Regions from separate parts of the Homo sapiens genome. Here regions 1 and 2 are each linked to region 3. The links are chromatin loops, found by intact Hi-C in ENCODE. Cell type or tissue: heart right ventricle. All regions are shown on one strand.

The links. A loop is a pair of places that touch in the nucleus more often than their neighbours do. Peaks named below come from ENCODE experiments on the same cell type or tissue, not always from the same donor. Only the 100,000 strongest peaks of a DNase experiment are listed, where the experiment ranks them.
Region 1: it touches region 3 in a loop (4-fold over the local background); 60 of 110 quality-filtered maps call a loop at or near these places.
Region 2: it touches region 3 in a loop (2.5-fold over the local background); 60 of 110 quality-filtered maps call a loop at or near these places.

The regions. Positions count from the first base shown.
Region 1 is chr17:57,746,124-57,750,123 of GRCh38, forward strand. No RefSeq gene overlaps it. Among named protein-coding and RNA genes, the nearest start is that of CCDC182, 2.8 kb to the left of the region's middle. In heart right ventricle, a CTCF peak has its summit at 1,622 (motif pointing left); no DNase peak of the experiment used is centred here.
Region 2 is chr17:57,733,661-57,737,660 of GRCh38, forward strand. No RefSeq gene overlaps it. Among named protein-coding and RNA genes, the nearest start is that of CCDC182, 9.6 kb to the right of the region's middle. RefSeq lists an enhancer at 2,234-2,303 and a silencer at 2,971-3,149. In heart right ventricle, a CTCF peak has its summit at 2,246; no DNase peak of the experiment used is centred here.
Region 3 is chr17:57,595,984-57,599,983 of GRCh38, forward strand. MSI2 (musashi RNA binding protein 2) reads left to right here. Exons shown (of 14, transcript NM_138962.4): 8 at 885-967. Among named protein-coding and RNA genes, the nearest start is that of MSI2-AS1, 10 kb to the right of the region's middle. In heart right ventricle, a CTCF peak has its summit at 2,030 (motif pointing right); a DNase peak (open chromatin) is centred at 2,028; H3K27ac peaks cover 2,271 bases.

The DNA.
Region 1 (4,000 bases), 150 kb after region 3:
CATCTTGCACATCTCAGTCTCTTGCCTAGACTTCTCTCCTGGTCTCCAAATCTAAACGTCTCCCCCACAATGGGCCTCCAATTCAAGCCATCCAAAGCTGAATTGGTGATCTCTTTACCCAAACCAGTTCCTGTTCCAGTGTTGCTGTCAGATTAATGAGAGCAACCCAGAACAGCACACACACCAGAGCCCTCATGAGACAACTGGTGCTGTGATGCTAATATTTGTCCCCTCCCAAACTCATGTTGCAATTTAATTACCATTGTAACAGGATTATGAGGAAGGACCTTTAACAGATGATTAGGCTACCCTTTAAGAGATAAATGGATTAACACTGTTATCTTGGGAGCAGGTTCCTTATAAGTGGATAAGTTCAGCCCCTTTATGTCTCTCTCTCACCCTCTCTTTGCCCTTCTACTATGTGATGTCTTCTGCTGTGGAATGACACAGCAAGAAGGCCCTTGCCAGATGCCAGCATTTTGATTTTGGACTTCCTAGCCTCCAGAACTGTAAGGAAATACATTTCTGTTCTTTATAAATTACCCAGCATCGGGTATTTTACTATAGCAGCACACAATAGACTAAGAAACTTAGGATCAACCTAGACCCTTCCATGTCAAAGTGGCTCTAAGTCCTGTTCAATCTACCATTGCCAAGCACTCTAGCATCAAACCACCTGGGTTAGAGTCCCAGCTCTACTTATAATCTACCTATCTTTGGCAGATTACCCCATCTCCCTGAGCCTCAATCTTTTTTATAAGTAGGAATACTAATTCAGTGGTGTGCAGTTCTATGGGGAAAAGTGAATAAAACTCCGAATTATTTTGATAGCTGTTGCCAATTTCCATGGTGTAAATACTCCCACCGTGGCCAGTTTCAAGCTACCAACATGATGTCACTGGGAAGAGATGCACAAAATCAGCTCTCATGAGCCTCTGCAAGCTGACTCTCGCACCACAGGGACCGTGATGAGGGCAGCTGCCTCCTCCGAGATGCAGATTAACCTATCTAGGGTGCCTTGTAGTAGGCATCAGAGAGGGCATTTTGCAGGGAGGTTCATGGCTAAACTAAGGTGGCATTTTCTGGGGGATTTTGTGGGGTTTTTAGCATAATAAAGTGTCAAGCAATAAGGTGAAATTTTAAATGGCAAGATGAAAAAAGCAACTTTGATTATTGAGACAGAATGGTGGAAAAAGCATTTTTCCAGGAGTCAGGAGATCTGGAGACTGGAATTGCTGTGTGACCCTAGGTCAATCACCTTCCCTCTCGGAACCTATTCCTTCCACCATAATGTGAGAAGGCAGGATTCAGCTGTTCTGACGTCTCTGATGTTTGAAGAATCCACACAGTCCTTCAATTAAACCTCTCCTGAGGCACTTAAAATCTCCCTCTTCTCGTGACTTAGGACTTTGTCCTTCCAGGTCCCTGATGGCACAGTGAACTCCATGAGGCCAGGGATCATGGATTTCTCACCCTGTGTACCTTCAAGCATCCTGCCTGGTGCCCTGCACATACTGGCACTCAGAGAACTAGATGAAATGGAACTTATTTTTACAGGTGGCTATCAAATCCCGGGCACCCTGGCTTTCCCGCTGACATGATGACACCTACTGGTCTTAGCAAAAACAGCAACTTCTTGATTCCACTACCTAAGAGCTAGATGGGGATTGAGGAGCTGATAAAAACAGCATGTGGTCTTGTGGTATATTTAATTAAGGGAGTGTGTGCATGTTGGACACATAATAGATTCTCAATAAATATTTTTTGAATCAGCAAAAAGGCAGTCTCTAACATTCTCTGAGTGCTTTTCTGTTTCTCTCTCTCTCTCTTTCTTTCTCTCTCTCTCTTTCTCTTATTTTCTGAGTCTTTGTCTGTGCCTCCCACGGGGAATGGTGGAAGTCATAACCAGATCTGCAAAAGAAAAGTAGTAAAAGTCACATGGAATAGCACTTTTTCCATTTCCATGGTGCTTTTTAATGACGTTGAAGTTTGCTTCTCAGAACCAGAGGGGAGGACGGTATTTCCACAAGAGCACAGCAGAGACTAGAAGCAAGTGAATGCTGTCAGCAGAAGACCCCAGGCTTGGTGGCCTCCCAAGCCTTCAGGGCAGCATCCTCAGCAGGGCAACTTAATGTGCATGTTCTCCTGAATGTTATCCTCCTAGAAATTTCATAATCAAGGACTATGCCTTTCTCACAAAATTTCCTTCCATATATACGAGGAAACTAAGAAAGCCAATCACTTTGTCCCCTTAAAGGTCTCAAGAAAAAGGAGTTCTAACATCTCCAGGCCTTGAACCCACTGTCAGATGGGTTTCTCTGTACCTGGCCTATTTCAGTGATTACAGCCTCCTCATGTCTCAGGATGTTGGGGGGACAAGAGGGGCACCTCAGCCCCACAGAGATCCCAGTACCACCCTTGAGAATCAGAGTAAACCTGAATGGGATGGGAGTCAGTAGTGGGCATGTTCTAATAGTTCCCCAGGTTGGGCATCACTGGGTCTGAGCACCATTCCTGCGGGACCCTGCCCATGGCTTGCCAGCAAAAGCCAGATGGTTTCCCCAGGACCCCACCCCATCCTATGCCTTCATCTGTCTCTGCAAATGAAATAAGCCTTGGTCCTTTTGGGGATTGGGAAAAGGGACATGACACAGAGGCACCCCTTCTTCATGTACCTTCTTTAAAGTGAGGAAAATGCTCAGAAGCTAGAAGCTCCTCACATCCCGTGAGTTAGAACCACATCCTTGGGCCCCTTCTAACTACATCACTGACTAGAGGGGTGGGGCTCCCACAGTTGGCTGAGGCCGATCACAGGCCCCTTCCTGGGACTGGGGCTGGGTCAGGCCTCCCTGAAGCACAAGGATCCCAGTACCAGAACCAAATTGGGGTTCTGTTCTCAAGCAAGAAAGGGAGAGGACGGGCAACCAACTGTGTCTTCCACAAAGAGTAATTAGATCTAAGGAAAAGACTCGGTGAAAGAACCATGCAAAATCCTCCCAAATGAACTACTAATGTGAGCTCACAGGCAGAGTGGGGAAGCAGTCTTCTGGGAGTCTCTTAAAACTGGTCTATCTAAGCCAGGCACGGTGGCTCACGCCTGTAATCTCAGCACTCTGGGAGGCCAAGGCGGGTGGATCACGAGGTCGGGAGATCAAGACCATCCTGGCTAACATGGTGAAACCCTGTCTCTACTAAAACTACATAAAATTAGCCGGGCATGGTGGCAGGCACCTGTAGTCCCAAGCTACTTGGAAGGCTGAGGCAGGAGAATGGCGTGAACCTGGGAGGTGGAGCTTGCAGTAAGCGGAGAGAGAGCAAGACTCCGTCTCAAAAAAAAAAACAACAAAAAAAACTGGTCTATCTCTCCCCATCCCCAAGAAGAAAAAATTATTAAAAAAAAAAAAAAAAAAAAACAGAACTCAGAGCAATCTGTCCAAACCCCAAAGAACATGTGATTGGATATTTCTAAAGGAGAGAGGACAGCTGTTGGCCCTATTTAGCCACTCTTTTCCCAGAATCTCCTGACCCGGTGCCTCCTATGGCCTGGGCAAGGATACTGTGATACAACCGGTGTCTTCTCAGATGTCCTCATAAAATGTCTTCCATCCATCCTTCCATTCATTCATCCATCCATCCATTATTCCATTCATCTACCCATCTGTCCAGCTATCCAGCCAGCCTTCCATCCATCTATCCATCTATTCAGCCAGCCAGCCTTCCGCCCATCCATTCGTTCATCCATCCATCCACCCATCTATCCAGCTATCCAGCCAGCCTTCCATCCATCTATCCATCCAGCCAGGCTTCCACTTCTCCATTCATCCATCCATTCAACCATCCATCCACTTACTCAGTGATAATCATCGAGTACCTACCCTGTGTACACTGAGCCAGGCAACTGAAATTCAAGAGAACAAGCAGGACAGAAAAAACTGCTCTCAAGCAGGCAGCATTTTGATGGAAGGAGACCAGTAAAGTAAGCAATCAACAAATAAGATGA
Region 2 (4,000 bases), 140 kb after region 3:
TAGATAGATATGTGGATATAGACGATATAAAATATCTATAAAACATATGCCTATATTTTTATAGACATATAAATATATCCCCAGGGTCCCTTCCAGCTCAGACTTACAATGGTTCCCTCCTTGGTTCTCGCCTGGTGTGTCCTTCACAAACAGAAGACAAAAGGCTCTCTCTCCCTCCCTCCCTAACTGAGTCCCCGGGAGGTGGCTGGCTTCATTGCTCCCCACCTGAATCAGTTCAGACCACCTATTTCAGATCTGTCGGCTCTTATAAATGTAGCCACACACCCGCAAAGTGAGACAAAATGGCAATGTGATTAGTGTGTGTGTGAGTGTGAATGCTCATGTGTCCCTGTCTCATTGCTTTTGTAAAGATTAATACATCAGAGCAAGCACTTACGAAGGGAAGAATAAAAAACAACAACCAGATCCAATTCTCCAGACATTCAATAACCGAATGTCACCCACATGGTAAGCAATAAAATAAAAATATATGCTTAGCAGAGGCAATATAAATATGATGTATATTTTGAAGTTGGATAACAGAACAGTGGCATAAAAATAATACCCAGTGGCAAATTCAGGAAAGAGACCTTTTAAAAACACAGAATGTCTTTGGGCTGCCATTCCTAAAATATCGCAGCGTCTCAAGCAGTAAAGGAGGGCTTGGTTTAAATCTGACAGGAGCACCTCATGTAATGAGGGCATGGAAATTCTTGCCAGCATCCCAGTGTCAAGGCAACATCTACTTCTCCTCCACCCCCCACTACTCCACTCCTGAGAGCTGCCCCCTCTACAATCTACTGGCTCCATCCTCTCTGCCTGTCTCAATAACCCCTTACTTTTCTTTCTTTCTTTCTTTCTTTTTGAGACAGAGTCTCGCTCTGTCACCCTGGCTGGAGTGCAATGGCACGATCTCGGCTCACTGCAACCTCCGCCTCTTGGATTCAAGCAATTCTCCTCCTTTAGCCTCCTGAGTAGCTGGGATTACACGTGCGTGCCACCACGCCCAGCTAATTTTTGTATTTTTAGTAAAGACAGGGTTTCTCCATGTGGGTCAGGCTGCTCTCAAACTCCTGACCTCAGGTGATCCACTGCCTCAGCCTTCCAAAGTGCTGGGATTACAGGCATGAGCCACCGTGCCCAGTCTCAACAATCTCTTACTTTTTAAAACTCCTTCACAGGCATTATTCCATTCAACCTTTACAACCTGCCTCTGAGGTTAAGAGGACAGGTATCATTATTGCCATTTTATAGATGAGGAAATAGAGGCCACATAAGTGGTCTGAAACCTAGAACTGAAACGCCACCTACCTGCCCCTCCACCCCAGAAAGAAAAAATGTCTTCCTTGTCTTAGAAACTGTCATTTTGCACTCACACGTGCATACACACACAAACACACACACACACACACACACACACAAATCATTAAAAAGATTTCTGCACAAAACCAACTCCTCCCTCTGTGGCCCAGCACAAATCTTGATTCCCAGCTACTATTTGTTTAGGGAATACAAAGCAATTTTTTGTACCAACCAAACAAAATGTAATTAGAAAGTAAATCTGGAAGTGTATTGTAAACATCAAAATATATCAACGGTAGATGCTATGCACTTCTTAAAACACACACCTTTTGCAAGTCTTAGTTCCTGAGATTCTGACCAGAAAACGGCAGTCCGAAAATGTGTGTACTTTGCCTAAGGCCTTGAAATGAGAACTCCAGGACTGAAATGCACATTGCTGCTGCAGAGGAAAGAACCACCTGTTATGTGTTTCTAAGCAAATCACTTGACCTCTCTGAGTTTTCATTTCCCCATGATAGAAAGAGTAGAAGGAGAAGATCTCTAAGTTGCTTTCTAGCCCTGAAATGCTCTAATTTTATCTCTAGAAAAAAAGACAAATGTTGCTCAGGGAAAGCCCTGTGTTGCTCACAGAGGGGTCAGTAAAATATCTCTGATGGAACCCTAACCTCTAATACATTCCTGTGGGGAAAAAGTCTATTTTAGAAACAAGAAGACAGGGCACTGGTCCTGTATCAGCCACTAATCACTATGTAACCTTGAGCGTCTCCTCTGCTAAATGAGAAATTTGGACTTGATGAATATGAGAAATAAATGTCACCTCAAGTGCCACTCTGTGACCAGTATAGATAGTGGCTACCTGGGAGCGAGATGTTGAGAAAAAAAATATGAATCTGCCTCCAACTCAAGCAGGAAGAGTGTTGGGATCGATGACTGATGCCTGCCACCTGTGGAGGGCTCCAGGCAGTGCATGTGGCCTTTGCCATCCCTGGGGTAGATCCTCTCTAAGGTGTCTTTTTACTTGAACTAATCCTTTGCGAGTAGCACACGGAAAACCAGGGGATTCAGAGTCACCGATGGACTGGAAGAAGAACTTGGCTTGTTCAACTGTTTTTATATTATCCATGGCTTGGGTTTGAATAATCTGTCCCCTGATACCACTGTATTTTAGAAATTGCTACCTAAGGCAAATTCTCCACTTTTAAACTCATTTCCTGAGTCGGTCTTTTTAAGGCCCACATTAAATATTGATCTGCCCTGGAGAGATCTAATTTATTTAGTAGAGACATGTTTGACTCCGCCAGAACTGTCAAACTCAAAAATGGGGCCATACCCCTCCCAAAGCAATAACCATTGACGATAGTGACAGACAAGCCAAGGGCACCAGAACCAGCGGCGTTCCACTGTCAGAGTCTCAGGGACAGGGCCTGCCTTCTGCTTTCACACAGGTAGCCCTCTTGCCCAAGACTATTGGAAGCTCTCTGAAAACCTTTCCCAAGAGGCTGGTTTTCTGAAAGTCAAGGTGTCCACTCTGTGCTGGCCAGGCTCGCCATCTGCCGCCCCAAGGCCTGTTGGCCCATGGTGGGGAACCCCAGAAACCTCTTCTGCTTGCTCCCAGCGAGCTCTGTTTCTGGGGCTATCGTGACCAAGCTCCAACCTTCAGACTCTGCAACCCCTCCCTCAAGTCCTGATTCTGGCCCAGGAACAGGGACCCTGGTTCTAAACCTCAGCCCCAGTGAGCTTTGGCTTGATTGACAACGCGCTGGCTGTCTCCTGTTTGCACTTAATAGACTCCAAAGAGAAAGAGAGAGAGAGAGAGGAGAGAAGGAGATTTTATCTGCTCCAGCCTGGGGAGAAGGACTCTCATGCCCCACACAGCCAGCTCAGCACACAGAGTGGATTGGAAGATTTGAGGTTCTGATCCAGCTTTGCCTTTGGATCTGGCCTCCTTCACCTCTTGCACACAGAATCACCTGCTTCCATCACCCTACACTCTGGGTTGATCCAGCTTAATTTCACTCCATGATCTAGGCTTCCAAGCACAAATGCCGAAATTCCCTTCTGGGTCTCTGGCAACATCTGTTTGAGGTCTAGCAAACAAGAATCCCCAAGGCCAGGAACAAAGCCTATCTTCTTGGGTTAGGGAACTGAATTATAATTACAAGTCTTAGCAAATTATCCTACCCTACCTGCATTCCCTCTGTTAATTCACCTAAGTATCCTGTGAGGCCCGTAGTGTCTTTATCCCCATGAGGGATATGGGGAAATTGAGGCTCCAAGTTTGTAGCCGCTGACCACATATGGCCAACTAAAATGAAATAAAACTTAAAATTTAGTTTCTAAATCCCACTAGCTACATTTCAAATGCTCAATAGCCACATATGCCTGGTGGCGACTAAATTGACAGTGCAGAATTACAGAACATTTTCGTCATTGCAGAAAGTCCTATCACACAACACTGTGAGGGGTAGAGTAACATCCCTGTGCCATGCAGAAACCGAGTAGCAGAGTTGGTACTTCAGCTAGGCCAGTTTGTCTATCCACTACCCTTTTCTGCTATTGAAAGGAATCCGAAAGGAAAGGGTTGAGATGGGCAAGAGGTCAACAAAGAAATCTCACTCTTAGAGTGAAGGTTTTTGAGGGACACATCTGAAAAGTTTAAGACCTTTTGACCACCTCCTGGTCACGTGACAGCTGTCAC
Region 3 (4,000 bases):
CTCGCCATGTTAACGCTACCATGTGGCAGCTGCATCCCATCCAAGGAGGGTGCAACCCTGCATGGGGCCATGTGGTAAAGCAGCACTTACTGAGTGGGGTCACAGATGGGGCCACATGCTGGAAACGCTGTCGGAGGCGGGAGGAGAAGAAAGAAAGGGGCAGGAGGGTAGGAGAGGAACTGAGGATACTGAGCAGCAGTCGCCTGCCAAAATTCTTCAGTGCAGCTTGTCTAGCAAAGCCGGTCTCCAGCAGAGTACATACAGTGGATAGCTGACGGGCTGACAGCAGGCATCAAACAGTCTTAAACTGCCCCAAATCCAGAGCGCTTTTGAAGCAGCAGTATAAAAAGGATGCCTGCGCGGAACAGAGGCCTGAAACTTTTAATAGTTTCTTCCAGGCCTCAGGATGTCCTGATGAGGTATTAGAGGAAGTAATTCAGGAAGAAAAGGACAAATAACCACCTCCGTCTGGAGGCCGACCCGAGGGCTGGCCAGGGCTGCTCGCGGAAAGGGCAAGCGTGGCCCCGCAGTGATCCACGAGGCTCTGGTTAGCCCACCCGCCTGCTGCCGTGCACAGAGCCGCGGGGCTCTGACCCTTGTAAATAACAGACAAGTAAATTTCTTGTTTGCTTCGGGGCAAATGTAAACCACACAGTGCCCGCTGCATGTGGGTGAAATCATTAACTTTTCCTCGCTGTCGGAAGGGTGCTCAGTACAAATTAGAAATCATTGCCTCCAACCTCAAGGTCCTCCCAAGGATCCGCCTACCTACCCCCAGACCAGGAGGCTGTCAAGACCTCAGGACGTCAGAGAAAAACCTGGGCCTGCCAGAACTGAACTCACCCCGCCTCTCTTTGTTTTTTCTTCTCTCTCTTTTCCTTTAGGGTTTGGCTTTGTCACTTTTGAGAATGAAGATGTTGTGGAGAAAGTCTGTGAGATTCATTTCCATGAAATCAATAATAAAATGGTAAGTGTGTAGGGGTTGCGCTGAAATGGAATGCCCCCTTTCTCTACGTACACACCCAGTCTTGCAGACTGGTCCAGCCCATCATCAGGCTGGAGTGGGCAGGGGTGGGGAGGGGGCTAGATGCTCGGGGTCCAGGCCTGTGAACAGTAGCAGTTGTTTCATACTGAGGTGGACAAACTCTGTAAAGGGCCAAGTCGTGAATATTTTCATCTTTGCAGGCCATAAAGCTGACTGCAGCTACCCAGTTCTGCTGGGTAGCGTCCATAGGCAATGCATACATAAAGCAGTGGGGCTGTGTTTCAATAAAGCTTTGTTTATGGACACCAAAATTTGAACCTTATGTAATTTTCACAGATCACAAAATATTAATTTTTTAACCACTTAAAATGTAAAAACCAGGCCAAGCATGATGGCTCACGCCTATAACCTCTGCACTTTAGAAGGCCAAGGCAGGAAAATCACTTGAGGCCAGGAGTTCGAGACGAGCCTGGGAAACATAGCCAGACCTCATCTCTTAAAAAAAAAAAAAAAAAAAAAAAATTAGCTGGGTGCAGTGCACCTGTACCCCACCTACTCGAGGTGAGAGGATCACCTGACCCCAGGAGGTTGAGGCTGCAGTGAGCCATGATCACACCACTGTACTCCAGCCTGGGCAACAAAGTGAAACCCTGTCTCAAAAAAAATAAAAATAAAATAAAATGTAAAAGCCGTTCTCAATTCTTGGACTTTACATAAACAGGCAGAAGGGCGGGATTTGACCTATGAGTCGTAACTTGCTGGCACCTGGCTTAGGATATTCTTTTGCTGTGCAGCTTTTGAGAGGTATATCCTAGATAGGAAGTTTACTGCACCAAACTATTTTTCTCTTTGGGTCCTGCTGGAAAATTAACATTCCCTCCCTTGCCATCAATTAATTTCTGCCCTCTTGATCAGCTGCTTCCTTCCCTCTCTTTGGCTCTTTAAAGTTCCTTTTTCTGCCACAGCAGCCTCAAGAGGAAGGGAGGTTGGATTACTGGAAGTTTGGGAAGTCGTGTAGGCCTCCCAGATCAGTGGCCACCAGAGGGTGCCATATCATGCATAGCATTTGCACACTCACAAACTCCTTTCTTCGGATTGAGTAGGAGGGTGAGAATTCCCTTCTTTGTTGGTTCCAGAAAAATAGAAGCTCAGCAGGTGTTTCTGGAACCAGTCCTTTGGAGCAAAAACATTTTGGTTGGCCACGAGAGCCTCCAGCCTCAAGAGAAGAGGGAGGGCAAATCTGTGTTTCAATTGCAGCTGTAACTTTAATATTTTCTTCCTTTTGTCAAAACATTTCTTGCTTCTAAAACATGCGTTCAGACATGCATTGTATATTGGTCTGATATGTGTTCACCAACTTTAAATTCAATAATAGAGCTTTTAGTGTGGATAAGATCAAAGCAATCTGCTTAGCATGTGGCGCTACAGGCCTGATTCAATATTTGACTTGCTAATTTTTTCCCAGGGCACTAAAATAATATTGTTCGTATTGTTCCTTGCCATCATATGCATCTGAAATGAAAATACTCTTTTTTTGCGTACTGTATGTTGGAGGCATCAACTCAGACATTAAAATGGTAGGAGGGAGATAAGTGTGACAGAATAACACAGGTCCCCTCATAGGCTTTCTCAGCTCCCCAGATGTCCGTGCAAGTTTACAGTTGGTACTTTTCTCTTGGTAGGTTACTACTTGCTATTTTTTTTTTTTAATTGAGACAGAGTCTTGCTTTGTTGCCCTGGCTGGAATGCAGTGGCACGATCTCGGCTCACTGCAACCTCCGCCTCCCGGGCTCAAGCAATTCTCCTGCCTCAGCCTCCCAAGTAGCTGGGACTACAGGCATGTGCCAGCACACCCAGCTAATTTTTGTATTTTTAGTAGAGACGGGGTTTCACCATGTTGGCCAGGCTGATCTCAAACTCCTGACGTCAAGTGATCCACCTGCCTCGGCCTCCCAAAGTGCTGGGATTACAGGCATGAGCCACTGTGCCCGACCAGTACTAGCTATTTTTAAAAAGAGAGAGAGAGGACTTAAATGAAACTTGCATCCACTGCCCAGATGCCTTGTTTATCCTAGCCAGAGCACGCCATTGACAGGCTCCACTAAGGCTGCTGGGCAGTGGGGAATAGAAGAGAGTACTGGCAGATGCCATTCCTGTCTTGCCAAGCCTTAAGGGTTCATCAGGAAAGGCCAGATGTAGACCGGAAGGACATTGCTCCATTTGTCACCTTGAATGCATATGTGTAGCCCTTCCCTGTTGACAGGCTTTGAAACAAACCCGAGACACAGATGGGGAAAGGCTTTATCCTGGGAAACTGAGGCTCAGGGGATAGGTCCCAGGCTATCCAGAGAGCGAAGGAGCATAGGTCTTGAGCTTACTGGTGCCAAAGGAACTATATAGACAGTTGTTGGAGCTTGGGGGTGGGAGGGTGAATCCCCAGATAACCCGGGCAGCAATCAGGAAGTAGAGCTTCTGCCCCAGAAGAAGAACCCATGGGGCTGGCTTGAAGCCAGAGAGATTTGCAGCCATTTTCCTGTTTCATATTTATCGCCTTCTCTCCCACCCAGGTGGAGGGTGACTATGTCAGGTGCACGTAACCGGGTTTTTAGTGTAAGGGTTTGTGTTTGCCTTTGAATCTGGGGCTAGTACTTGTTCTTCAAGAGAATGAGCAAAGATGGAAGTAGACAAGAGGAAGAAGTGGGGGCAGATTGATTCGGATGACAGGCTTTGGAGGTGTTGGTCCACGTTCCCAGCACAGCCCAACAGTTATGAGCTCCAAGGTGGGGAGTTTAGAGGCCCTGGGAGAGGACTTTGGAGAAGAACACTGGGCCTTGCTGAGCTCCAGTAAGACAGGGCTGGTAATGATACTGCCTCATTGGGTTGTTAGAGACTGGGTGACATACCAGGAGCAAAGGGCTTACTTAGCACAGTGTCTGCACAGGGTGCAAGCTTGATCTGTGTTATCTCTTGCCATTATCCTTGCCATCATCCACGAGTTGTCATTGAGAGAGATTT